3 separate regions of the Homo sapiens genome follow, and regions 1 and 3 are each linked to region 2. Evidence: chromatin loops called from intact Hi-C (ENCODE). Cell type or tissue: ascending aorta. All regions are shown on one strand. Region 1 overlaps LINC00670 (long intergenic non-protein coding RNA 670). Region 2 has its middle 180 kb from the start of LINC00670. Region 3 overlaps MYOCD (myocardin).

Region 1 (4,000 bases), 260 kb after region 2:
CTGACAGATACAGGGGGAGTGCCGAGCCACGCCTCCTTGCTGCCCTTGGGAGAGATCTGGGAGAGAGAAGAGAAGCAAATGATCTCTCTTGACCCTCCAGTCAGATAGTATCTTTCCATCCTCTGGCCTCCCATACTACCATCTAAAGTGTCATCAGGTAGAAGGCAGAGCAGATGTCCTTGGCCCTTCCAGAAGGAAGCATTCAGCTCAGTCTGACAAAGAACTCCCTTGCCGTCAGTGCTACACGCAGGATGGGCTGCTTCTCAAAGCCAGGTCCCTGTCCCAGCCTTAAGGACCATGTCTGCAATGTGACAGAGGAAAAATCTCCATTTGGAGGAGGCTTGAACCCGATGATCTACCTTTCTAATAACAGGGAGCTGGCATCTATGGCCAACACCAACTGGCCTGCCCCAGCAATGGACCTGGATACATCATACTCCACTCCAACCTCTGGACTCAAAAGCCTGCGAGTCCTTTGTCCCCTGGCTGTGGAACAGCCTATAATTTATCATGCAAACTTAGGACACTGTTTTTTGGGTTTTTTTTTTTTCTTTAATTTTTTTTTTGAGACAGAGTCTTGCTCTGTCACCCAGGGTGGAGCTCAGTGGCGCCATCTCCGCTCTCACTGCAACCTCTGCTTCCCAGGTTCAAGTGATTTTCCTGCCTCACCGTCTGGAGTAGCTGGGACTACAGGCGCACCCCACCACACTTGGCTAATTTTTGTATTTTTAGTAGAGATGAGGTTTTGCCATGTTGGCCAGGCTGGTCTCGAACTCCTGACCTCAAGTGATCCGCCCAACTCAGCCTCCCAAAGTGCTAGGATTACAGGCATGAGCCACTGCACCCGGCCTTAGGACACTTTTTCAAGTGAAAGACGACAGTAATAATAACAATAGCAGTAGCACAACAGGGCAGATAAGGAGGTATAGTCACCATGACTAGAGTGCACTCTTAGCAAAAATGCCCAGACTTATGGTGGGATCTATAATTCTAAACCACAACATTTATTTTATTCATATTTTTATTTTTAGAGACAGGGTCTTGTTCTGCTGCCTTGGCTGTAGTGCAATGGGACGATCACAGCTCACTGTAACCTTGAACTCTGAGCTCAAAAAATCCTCCTGCCTGGCCTCTTGAGTAGCTGAGACTACCGGCTTCAGCCACCGTGCTGGCTAATTTTTGGTAGAGATGGGGGTCTCACTATGTTGTCCAGGCTAGTCTTGAACTCCTGGCCTCAAGCGATCCTCCCACCTCAGCTTTCCAAAGTGTTGAGATTACAGGCACGAGCCACCGTGCTTGGCCTAAACCACATTTATTAACATGCTAAAAATCTGCCTGGTACCATTAAAGACTGAAGCCTTTCAATGAATATAGCAATAAATATAGCAAGGCACTATCACATAAAAACCTGTGGGCTGGGAATTCTGGTGGATATGGAATACTTAATGAGGGTGGGAGAATTACAGAGAAATGGAAGTCCTCTGGTTTGAAGAGCAGGAGAGAAGTACTGAGAAAGTGAGAGTGGTAGGGGACAAATCAAATTGTATTTCTTTTTTTTTTATTTGAAATGGAGTTTCGCTCTTGTTGCCTAGTCAGTGCAATGGCACCATCTCAGCTCACTGCAACCTCCGCTTCCTGGGTTCAAACGATTCTCCTGCCTCAGCCTCCCGATTAGCTAGGACTACAGGCACGCGCCACCACACCCAGCTAATTATGTATTTTTAGTAGAGACGGGGTTTCACCATGTTGGTCAGGCCAGTCTTGAACTCCCGACCTCAGGATATCTGCCCGCCTCAGCCTCCCAAAGTGCTGGGATTGCAGGCGTGAGCCACCGCGCCCGGCCTCAGAATTGTATTTCTGTAGATATTTTTAATCATCCTTAAAATAACACTAAGGAAAACTCAACTCTTCATAAACGTGATTGATTTTGGGGGGCGGTTTGCGGGATGTCTGGAATAGAATTGGGGGAGATAAAGCTCCTACTCTACTGTCGCCTCACGGCACCATCACCAAGCCACACCTCTGTGCTGGCACTGCCTGGATTTACTATGAGCCACCCATGTGACTAAGCACATTTCTAAACATCTGACGCTCAGAGTCCTCAGTCTGTAAAGCCAAGCACCCAGAGGCCTTTGCCACTAGCTTTCCGTGTAGCTTGGACCTTCTGTGACCTCACTCTCCTGTTGACCTACAGCAAAATAGCTGACGTCATGCCAAGCCTCGCAGACCTACCAGAGTGATTCATTTAATAATATTTGTAATCTTTGAAAGATGAGGTTGCTCCATAAAAGGGTTAGAAAATAACTGTGACTTTTGTAATGTGTTAACATGCATACCTAGGAGTCTCTCCTGTCCAAACACCATTATAACCGCCTGCTCTCTTACTTTCTTTCACTGGCTTCTTATTTTTTTTCCCCTCTGGGGCTCCTAAAGTCAGACTCACATTGGAATGGTTTGCAAACTCCCGTCTTTCCTGATTGGGTCCATCTGAATGGAGCCGTCACCAATGTCTTCACAAATGGCATTTCCATTAACATTTCTATTTCTGTCCATTCGGGGCACCTAAAGATTTCCCACCAAGATTTACATCAACTATTTTAAGAACGTGCTTTTAAAAAGCCAATGAGTTTGCTAAGTTTAAATCTGACTTTCTCAAGGGATGCTTAAAAGAAATATACAAAGTTTTTTTAAAAGAACCTTTGTAAGTTCAAAATAACATTCCAAAAGGAGTCACTAGGAAAACATTCAAGGGAAGAGAAAAAATTTTTTTTTGCATTTGTGGCAGACCTGGCTTTATCTTAATGTTCTATGTTTGTTTTTCGACGCAGAAAAGTCAAATAGCCATAAGAGTCACAAAATAATTGAAAGAAAAATGGCTTGGTGCTTCTCATGTCTAGAATATTTATAGCAGAGGGAGGAGCTAGGCTGTGTATATCCATTATTCAACAGGCCAGGTAAAGACAGAAGATTGGCCAACGGCAGCTCAAAGACAGAGCCCTGGGGATTCTCTTAGGTCTTATGGAAGCTGCATCAGAGCTATTGCTAAACTATGTCAACTGTAACTTTCCATTAGCCTGATGACCTGTGATCTACCAATGCCACAACATGACTGGAATGCTCAGACAGTTACCAAACAGGAAGATAAGCCATGGGTAATTATTTCAATAGAAACTTAGAGTTGAAGTGATTGTTCCTGTAAGAGTCTATTAATTAGAATTAGATTTTGCTGCTAAACTAAAAAACTCTCCTAATAGTGGCCTAATCATAAAAAGAGTCCAGAGGTAGGCAGCCTGTGGCTGGTGTGATGTCTGGTATGGTGACACCAAAGAGTCATCAGGGACCCAGGCTCTGAACTGTATCCTCTGCCAACTTGAGCATGTGGCTTCCATTCTCCAGGTTACTTCATGGTCTCAAATAGCTATTCTCTATCATGGCTATCTATCAGAACGGCACACTTCAAGTAGGAGGAAAGAGAGAAAGGAGGGAAAGTGTGGTCTCCTCTATTTTAAAGAGATTTCTAGAAGCCCCGCACAACACTTCCATTACAGCTCATTGGCCAGAGCTTGGTCACATAACAATTACCAGCCCAAAAAAGACGGGGAGCTGCTAATTTCCACAAGTACCCATCAGTCTCTTTCACAAATAGCAACTGTGCTTACTGAGTCTTTTCGTGTCTTTCAGAAGCACCCGCTTGCCTAAATCCATCACTTCATACTGGAAAAGCCTTTATGAACATTTGCTCACATTAGGTGTAAAAAATAATCCAGAAGTTTAAAGAGAATGCTGTTTTCCATGAACTGTAATAAATGATAAGTATTTAAACCTTAAAATGGGTTGGGTGTGGTGGCTCACGCTTGTAATCCCAGCACTTTGGGAAGCCAAGGCGGGTGGATCACCTGAAGTCAGGAGTTCAAGACCAGCCTGACAAATATGGTGAAACCCCATCTCTACTAAAAATACAAAAATTAGCTGGGCATGATGGTGGGCGCCTGTAGTCCCA
Region 2 (4,000 bases):
GCTTCTGCTATGAGAAAGTTAAACCTGTATTCGAAATGGATGTCCCAGCAACAGAAAATTGTAAGAATTCACTTTCTGATATCCAGAATACTTCTTTGAGGGGAATATATCATAACACCACCAAGTGTCTGAGGTTTACACTCATCCATTAATATATTCTTTCTTCCAATTTATAAAACAAATAATCACAAAGTTAGCATTTTTCTTCTGTACAGTAGACAGAGAGGTGCTGAGAAGTCTATGCCACAAAACATGACTTATTGCATTAGTTTGTTCTCACACTGCTATAAAGAACTACCTGAGACTGAGTAATTTATGAAGAAAAGAGGTTTATTTGACTCACAGTTCCACAGGCTGTACAGGTGGCATGGCTGGGGAGCCTCAGAAAACTTATAATCATGGCACAGGGGTGAACGGGAAGCAAGCACATCTTCACATGGCAGCAGGAGAGAGAGAGAGAGAGAGAGAGAGAGAGAGAGAGAGAGAGAGAGAGATAGAGAGAGAGAGATGGGGGAAATGCCATACACTTCTAAATCATAAGGTCTTGTGAAAACTCACTATCAGGGAAACAGCAAGGGGGAAATCCACCCCCATGATCCAGTCACCTCCCACCAGATCCCTCCCCCAACATTGTGAATTACAATTCAACATGAGATTTGGGTGGGGACACAGAGCCAAACCATCTCTCTTATCTATCATTCCCAAAATAAATAATAAAAATGCAGGGCAAATTGCTGAGAACAGAGAAAGCAAAAGGTGGCCTTGAACAGAAGAAACATGATATATATCAGTTAGCTACTGCTATGTAACAAATCACTCCAACAGCCAGTGGCTTAAAACAACAAACATTAATTCTTATTCACATATCTGTGTGTTTGTTGGGAGTTGACTAATCTAAGCTATATCCAGACTGGCCCATCTGGGCTGCAGGTTACAGTTAGGTCTGTTTTATATATGTTCACTCTGGGACCTAGGTAGAAAGGACAGCAGCTACTCAGAGGAGGAAAGTTCTTTTCATAGCAATGGCAGAAGTGCAGGAGCTCAAATATCACCACCTAAACATATTTCAAACTTTGCCATGTCATATTTGCTAGAATCTCATTGGCCAATGCAAGTTGCTTGGCCAAGCCCAAATACAAGAAGTGGAAGAGTCTAATCCATCCCAGTTTCCAGGGACTTCCCTGGTTTTTAGCACTGAAAGCCACATCCTGAGAAATCTCTCAGTCCTGGGAAAACCAGGATAGTTGGTCATCCTAGGGGAAGCATACTCTGCCTTTAGTTGAAAGAATTGCAAAGTTATATAGTCAAGACCATGGTTGCAGAAAGGCATACGGGATTGGGATTAATAATTCAATCTACTGCAGGATGGGCACTATGAGTCTAGAGCTACGAATTCTGTATCTGTGTGTTGGAAATAGCTTCAGATCCTACGTGGGTTTGTGGTCTATCTACCTAACATTTGCACACCACTTTATATATCCAAAGTGTGCTGGCACTCTCATGTGATTCTATAAGCCTGTGAGATGGGCGCAAGGGGCATTTTAGACAATCTCAGTTGACAGTGGAGGACACTGTGTGTCCAGGGCTTGCATGTCTTGGCCAAGTTGGAGCAAGACTGCTGAGAGCCTTGGTTAGTAAAGGGTGAAGAGAAACCTCAAGTCGAGTTCTTTTGATGCTCAGCCTCCATTCTTTACCTTCTTTCTAATAAGTCATTCTTTTTGATAAAAATTTGGGGTCAATGCCTGATAGGTTAAGTTGAAAAGCCATGTGTTGCCCTTTCAAAGCCTTGAATTCTAGCCCTGTTTGTAACTAAGGTCACTCGCTTTCCGCACAGTTCAGCAGCAGAGAAGGGAGGCACACATTACTGCTCAGTATGGGATACGAAGTGCCTTCCCCAAAGTAGCTGACAATGAGAATGTCTGCCCTTTATATCTGAGGACTCTTGAGAGCAGCCTGTGAGAAAGGTGGTTTATGAAGGGCTCTGAGAGTAGAAAGGAGATTAGAGTTTACTTACTGATGGCAGAAGCAATAGGAAAAGTCTATGGCAACTGAATGACCCCAGGAACATGGTCCACGCTGCCTTTGCCTTTTCTACCCAGGGCTTAGTGGCCTAAAGAGGTTCTGTATCTGTGAAAGGCAGTGCCCTTGTCCCCTTGGCAGGCTCTGAGGCTTACTCGAACTTGTCTGGCACCAAGGGACTGAGAGATTGCAGAGCTGGTACCCTGTGCGCATCCAGCCTCTGACTCAACATTTCAAGGAAGTCAAATGCAGCAGTGGGTGGTTATTTATAAGGACTGATGTAAGTTGCTCCTTACAAATCATTTATTACTATTTAACTGAAAGTGATGAGCTCATGCCTGAAAAAAAAAAAAAAGGCCTTCACGAAATGATGGACCTTTGGGGAGTGCTTCTCCTGGAGCCAGTTTGTTCTACATGGAGGAGGGAGGGAGGAAAGGAGAGGAGTAAGCCTCATATTCCCCTTCCAACAAATCTACCACAATCTTATAAAATAGGGGGTTTCAGCTGCATTTTCCAGTAAGCTTGGTGACTTCATTTACATGGCAAAGATTTATGAAAGAAGTTCACTACCATAGATGTCTATGACATTGAGTCTCTTGACCTCGCAAGAATTCTCCCTCTGGTTGAGATTGTTTTCTAAGTCTGAAACTCTGGGTTTTAAAGGCATGGTCCTATTTAAGGAGGAACCATGTCTATGAAGTTTGAGTATAATGTGAAATGAGTTTCATGTGGCCAGAGCTCAAATACTCATGATTCCTCGCAAATATCTGAGACCCAGAAATAATTTTGACATCGTTTAAATCAAGAAAATGACCTGTCTGTTTCTGTTTTCCTGACTGAACTCCCCAACTAACATGTTTATAGATTAACAAAAAATCAAACTCTGAGATGTTTCATATGGCACCTTTCTTGAAGTTTCCTGAAACACACACACACACACACACACACACACATGCACACACTATTATTGCTCAGAAAAAAAAGGCAACATAGTTTTTCATTTTTAAAAGTCAGGAAATAAAAATCATAGAAGTTTTTTTTCTTTCTTTCTTTTCCTTTTTTTCTTTCTTTCTTTCTTTCTTTCTTTTTTTTTTTTTTTTTTTTGTTAGATATGAAGCCTCTGTCTGTCACCCAGGCTGGAGTGCAGTGGCGTGATCACCGCTCACTGCTGCCTCAACATTCCTGTACTCAAACCATCCTCCCACTTCGGTCTCCCCAGTAGCTGGGACCACAGGCACGTGCCACCGTGCCCAGTTGATTTTTGAAAATGTTTTCTAGAGATGAGGTCTCGCTATGTTGCCTGGGCTGGTCTCAAACTCCTGGGCTCAAGCGATCCTTCTGCCTTGGCTTCCCAAAGTGCTGGGATTACAGTCGTGAACCACCACTCCCAGCCGATAAGCAGTTTTTCAAGCGAAGCGTTTTAACTAGAGAATCGAGAACTAAAAAAATTGTAACAGGTAGTTCGTGCTATATTTAATTCAATACTGTGAACGATTTAGAAGACTAGATCATCAAGACAACATTGACAACTGTGGAAAAGAATGGTGTGCAGTGGAGGGCAGACTTATGGAAAAGCAGGAAAATAAAAGAGATGAAAAGATTCACTGTCCCTGGATCCTACCTAATTCATCTCAAGGTCTACTCTACGCAAGGATCTGTTAAAAATCTGTCCCCGTAAGCATCTGGGTTCTTTGAAATTCTCACAGGCCAGCCTCGCTTCTGACCACATAGAAACTGGGGACATGTTGGTCAAAGGGTGCAGACTTTCAACTACAAGATAGATAAGTGCTCTGGATCTAATGTACGCATGGTGACTATGGTTAATAATTCTGTATTGCTTCTTTGAAATTTGATAACAGAACAGATTTTAAGTGTCCCTGGTGAGCACCCCCACAAATGGTAACTATGTGTGGTGATGGATGTGTTCGTCAATTTGATTGTGGCAATCAATATACAATGTATACATTTATCAAATCATCAC
Region 3 (4,000 bases), 330 kb after region 2:
AGGCGGATCACTTGAGGTCAGAAGGTCAAGACCAGCCTGGCCAACATGGTGAAACCCCGTCTCTACTAAAATACAAAAATTAGCTGGGCATGATGGCAGGCAACTGTAATCCCAGCTACTCAGGAGGCTGAGGCAGGAGAATCGCTTGAACCTGGGAGGCAAAGGTTGCAGTGGGCCGAGATCACACCACTGCACTCCAGCCTGGGTGACAGAGCGAGACTCAGTCTCAAAAAGTTTTTTTGAAAAAAATAATTAGAGCCTTTTGTAACACTATACACTAAAATTAATTCCAGATGCACTGAAAAGTTAAATGCAAATGTAAAAACCAAAACATAAATATATAAGGACATTTCAGTGATACATAATCTGGAGATGGAGAAGGTCTAAGTATACATCAAAGATAGAAATCATAAAAGAATATTCTAAGGGATTGCATATAGAGATGTTAAATGCCAAAAATCATCACAAGATTGAAAGGCAAACTAAAAAAACCAATGGAAATTCACAACATAGATGACTGACTATGTTTAATGTACTTCAAATATAAATAGATCTCCTAAGTCTATAAGGAAAAAAAAATCCCAGTGGAAAATCTGTCAAAGAATGTTATCAGACAGTTTGCAAAAGAAAAGATACTAATAGTAAAAAAATCTAAGAAAACATGTTTGACTCATTAAAAAATATAATGAGATACCATTGTTACTTATCAAATTAGCAAAGCTTTTTTCTTCTTCTTCAGTAGCATCATCCATTGTTAATAAGGTCGTAGTGAAGTTAAGACACTCCCATAGTCCTGGTAAGAGTACAAAATGGCTCATCTTTAATGAAGGAAAGAAAATTAAGTTTACAGGAAAAAGGGATTAAATAGATATTGAAGCATAATGAAATATTATGTGGCCATAGAGAATGAGAGTTCATATATACAAACCCACATAAAAAGTAAGAACATATTGAAAAAAATGGAAAAGCAAGGCACAAAATAGTATAAAAAATGGTCTCATTTTTGCATGTAGCATATTTGCTTATTTCGATTTCTCAAACATACTTCTTTTCTCAGAATTTCCTGGAATGTTTGTGAAAATGTATTCCCAGTCTACCTCGGACATACTAGACTATAGTCTCCAGGAAGGGGACGAGGGAAATTTGTGTTTATCAAGCCCCCCTAGGTGGTTTTTATATCAGGTAAATTGGGGAAATCCTGATCAAATCTAATGTAAACTCTTTCTTCAATTAATATTGAGACTGAGATCCAGCAAGGCTCTGGGAGCTGTCAAAAGCAATAGCTATTTAGTAGCAGAATGGGAACTAGAATTACGTGTGTATAATTCCAGATGAGCAATCCCTTTTTAAAGCCCCAAGCATATTCACTAATATTCTTAAATTTAACTCCCAACAACTTCCTAATCCCTTTGTAGACAGGTGGCAGAAGTTCTTAGCTCTATTGTTGCACATTCGGTAATGACCTTTCTTTGTTGATAGCGAATGGAAAGTTTTCCATTTTCACCGTTCCCTAGCAATGTCACATTTTCAAACAGTAGCTCAAAACTCTTTAAATAGAAAAGATCCATTTCTACTCTATCGTGACTCAGTAACAGCCACAGGATTCTTCTCAAACTTTCCTAAAAATGTCATCTTTGGGCTGGACTCAAGAGGAACATTTCAGCCAAGGAGACACATTTTCCACTCTGTGAAGAATGAGCGAGCATGGGGTTGGAACATAAAGTGTTTTGCAATCCTCAGAAAAGCAATACTTGTCATCAAAACCATGGCAACGTCTCCATGTGATGCCATCAGAGTCTGGGATCATTCAGGAGCCTCATTCTAATTGGAGACTTGGTCGGGGCCATCACCTGTGTTGGTCGGAACAGTCACCCAGCTGCCTGTTGGCTTCAGAAAGAAAACGGTACCCTACCTGACTGTTGCCATGGAGACACTATGGACAGTGATTCTGAGCTGAGCATCCCTTATGTTGAGTTACTAGGGGGCAGGTAGCATGAAACGTGCCTCATGTTCTAATGGCTTCTGATTCTTCATTTAAAAAGACATGCCCTTCACCCTCGCACCAAATGGAAGAAATACATTAAAACACAAGGTATAATATGACTAAAGTTACTGTTTTCTCATCCAAATATTAATAGTTCCATTTGGAACTTACACTCATGAGATAAAAGTTTAGAGTCCAAAATCATGGTTGGAAATTTGCCTGCCTAAGTTTATAACTCTATGGCCTTGGATGAGCTTTTATATCTTAGGAGCTATGACCAGGGGATAATAATACACACTCCTCAAGGACTATTGGGAGATTTCAATAGATGATTTATGTAAAACACTTCAGTCCCCAAGACTGGCACTTTTCAATTCTGTTAATAATCAGCCCCTTTCAACTTTCTTACTAGGAATTATCAGCATGAGAGAGAGAGGGAAAAGGAATAAAAGAAAGGAATAGGAAAGAACTGACCTGTAGTGAATTAATGACTCAGCTTCTTCTATTCACCTCATTTTGTGCCTTTTCCATCTCACTCGATGTGATGTGTTACTCCTGTGCCTTCAGTTTTCCCTTCATGTAAATGGCATAACCTCTTCTAAGGGACCATCACTCCTGGGCACAGCCAATGTTTCAGGCAGTAATGACTTTTTAAAAGGTATATGCTTGCATTCGCATCGCAACCTAAAGCTCCCTTTTCTTCTTTAGATTCTGCCATCCAGAAAATAGGTGGGCTTTCTTGTGAAGCAGCCATTATCGATACAATGCATAAAGGTCTTTGATAACCTTGTAGAGTTTAGAAAGTGGTAAGCTCATTAATGCCGTCCCAATAATCCTGAAGTTGTTAACTATTATTTGTTGTTAATATTGAGATTACAGCTATATACAGATGCTATCTATACAGAAGGCTGGGGCTCTTGGACATTGAGGATTATGACGCTTGGCAGACTCAAAGTTAAATCTATGTTTTCCGTTCCCAATGTCCTTGCCCCATCCTGTTGCTTCTCTTTGACATCAAGAAAGGCCTGCCCACCAGCAGCGGGCATGTGGCAGAGGTGACTGTCTAAGTAATAAGCAAAATGTCACAATGTCCTTCAATCCTGATATTTCCCTCCTCTTCAACCTGAAACTCTAAGGAGACCTATACAGCCGCACCTGGTTCTCCCTCTTCTGAGTGCCTCTGCTTTCTCTCCCAGGCACAGGTGAGTGAACTCTGCCAAGCTTCCTAACCCTCAATTTCCAAGAGCCCTGGCCCACCTATCTGTACATAGCAATAACCTTAATATTAACAACAAATAATAGTTAACAACTTCACAGGATTATTGGGAAGGCATTAGTGAGTTTATCACTTTCTAAACTCTGCACTCTCTGGTCGCAGCTCCCGTGTTGTGCAGAGATAGTATAGCTCCCATTCTTGAGTTGGAACCTAGTTCCAGCCCCGAGCTACAAGCGTGGAATCTAGTCCTGGTTCTCCACTATACTTGACCCACAAGTTTCTATGCATTTTTAAATAATTATTAAACAGTGGGCTGCTTCTCTGACTCAATAGGCTTCACACCTATTCTATGATTATAGAATATTAAGGGAACATATTTTCCCTTCTTTAGGAAGGTACATGCGTAGGGTGGTGGTAGAACTTGCTACTTGTTCCTGAAGTTCATTTTGGAGAAAAATCCAGGGTGGAGCTGTCGTGGGACATTTATGTTTTTTTAAAACAAACAAACAAACAAAAAAAACCATAGACCAGTCACGGTGTCTCACGCCTGTAATCCCAGCACTTTGGGAGGCCGAGGTGGGCGGATCACCCGAGGTCAGGAGTTCAAGACCAGCCTGGCCAACATTGTGAAACCCTGTCTCTACTAAAAATACAAAAATGAGCTGGACATGATGGTGTGTGTCTGTAATCCCAGCTACTCAGGAGGCTGAGGCAGGAGATTCGCTTGAACCTGGGAGGCAGCGGTGGCAGTGAGCCAAGATTGTGCCATTGCATTCCAGCCTGGGAGTCGCAGAGAGACT

What was found. Peaks named below come from ENCODE experiments on the same cell type or tissue, not always from the same donor. Only the 100,000 strongest peaks of a DNase experiment are listed, where the experiment ranks them.
Region 1: it touches region 2 in a loop (3-fold over the local background); 1 of 110 quality-filtered maps calls a loop at or near these places.
Region 3: it touches region 2 in a loop (3-fold over the local background); 1 of 110 quality-filtered maps calls a loop at or near these places.

The regions. Positions count from the first base shown.
Region 1 is chr17:12,625,260-12,629,259 of GRCh38, forward strand. All of the region lies in intron 3 of LINC00670 (long intergenic non-protein coding RNA 670), which reads left to right. Among named protein-coding and RNA genes, the nearest start is that of MYOCD, 39 kb to the right of the region's middle. In ascending aorta, no CTCF peak of the experiment used is centred here; DNase peaks (open chromatin) are centred at 2,132 and 3,069; H3K4me3 peaks cover 469 bases; H3K27ac peaks cover 4,000 bases.
Region 2 is chr17:12,363,802-12,367,801 of GRCh38, forward strand. No RefSeq gene overlaps it. Among named protein-coding and RNA genes, the nearest start is that of LINC00670, 180 kb to the right of the region's middle. In ascending aorta, no CTCF peak of the experiment used is centred here; a DNase peak (open chromatin) is centred at 2,200; H3K27ac peaks cover 3,307 bases.
Region 3 is chr17:12,689,603-12,693,602 of GRCh38, forward strand. All of the region lies in intron 1 of MYOCD (myocardin), which reads left to right. All of the region lies in intron 2 of MYOCD-AS1 (MYOCD antisense RNA 1), which reads right to left. Among named protein-coding and RNA genes, the nearest start is that of MYOCD-AS1, 15 kb to the right of the region's middle. RefSeq lists an enhancer at 1,855-2,024. In ascending aorta, no CTCF peak of the experiment used is centred here; DNase peaks (open chromatin) are centred at 1,789 and 3,912; H3K4me3 peaks cover 587 bases; H3K27ac peaks cover 3,896 bases.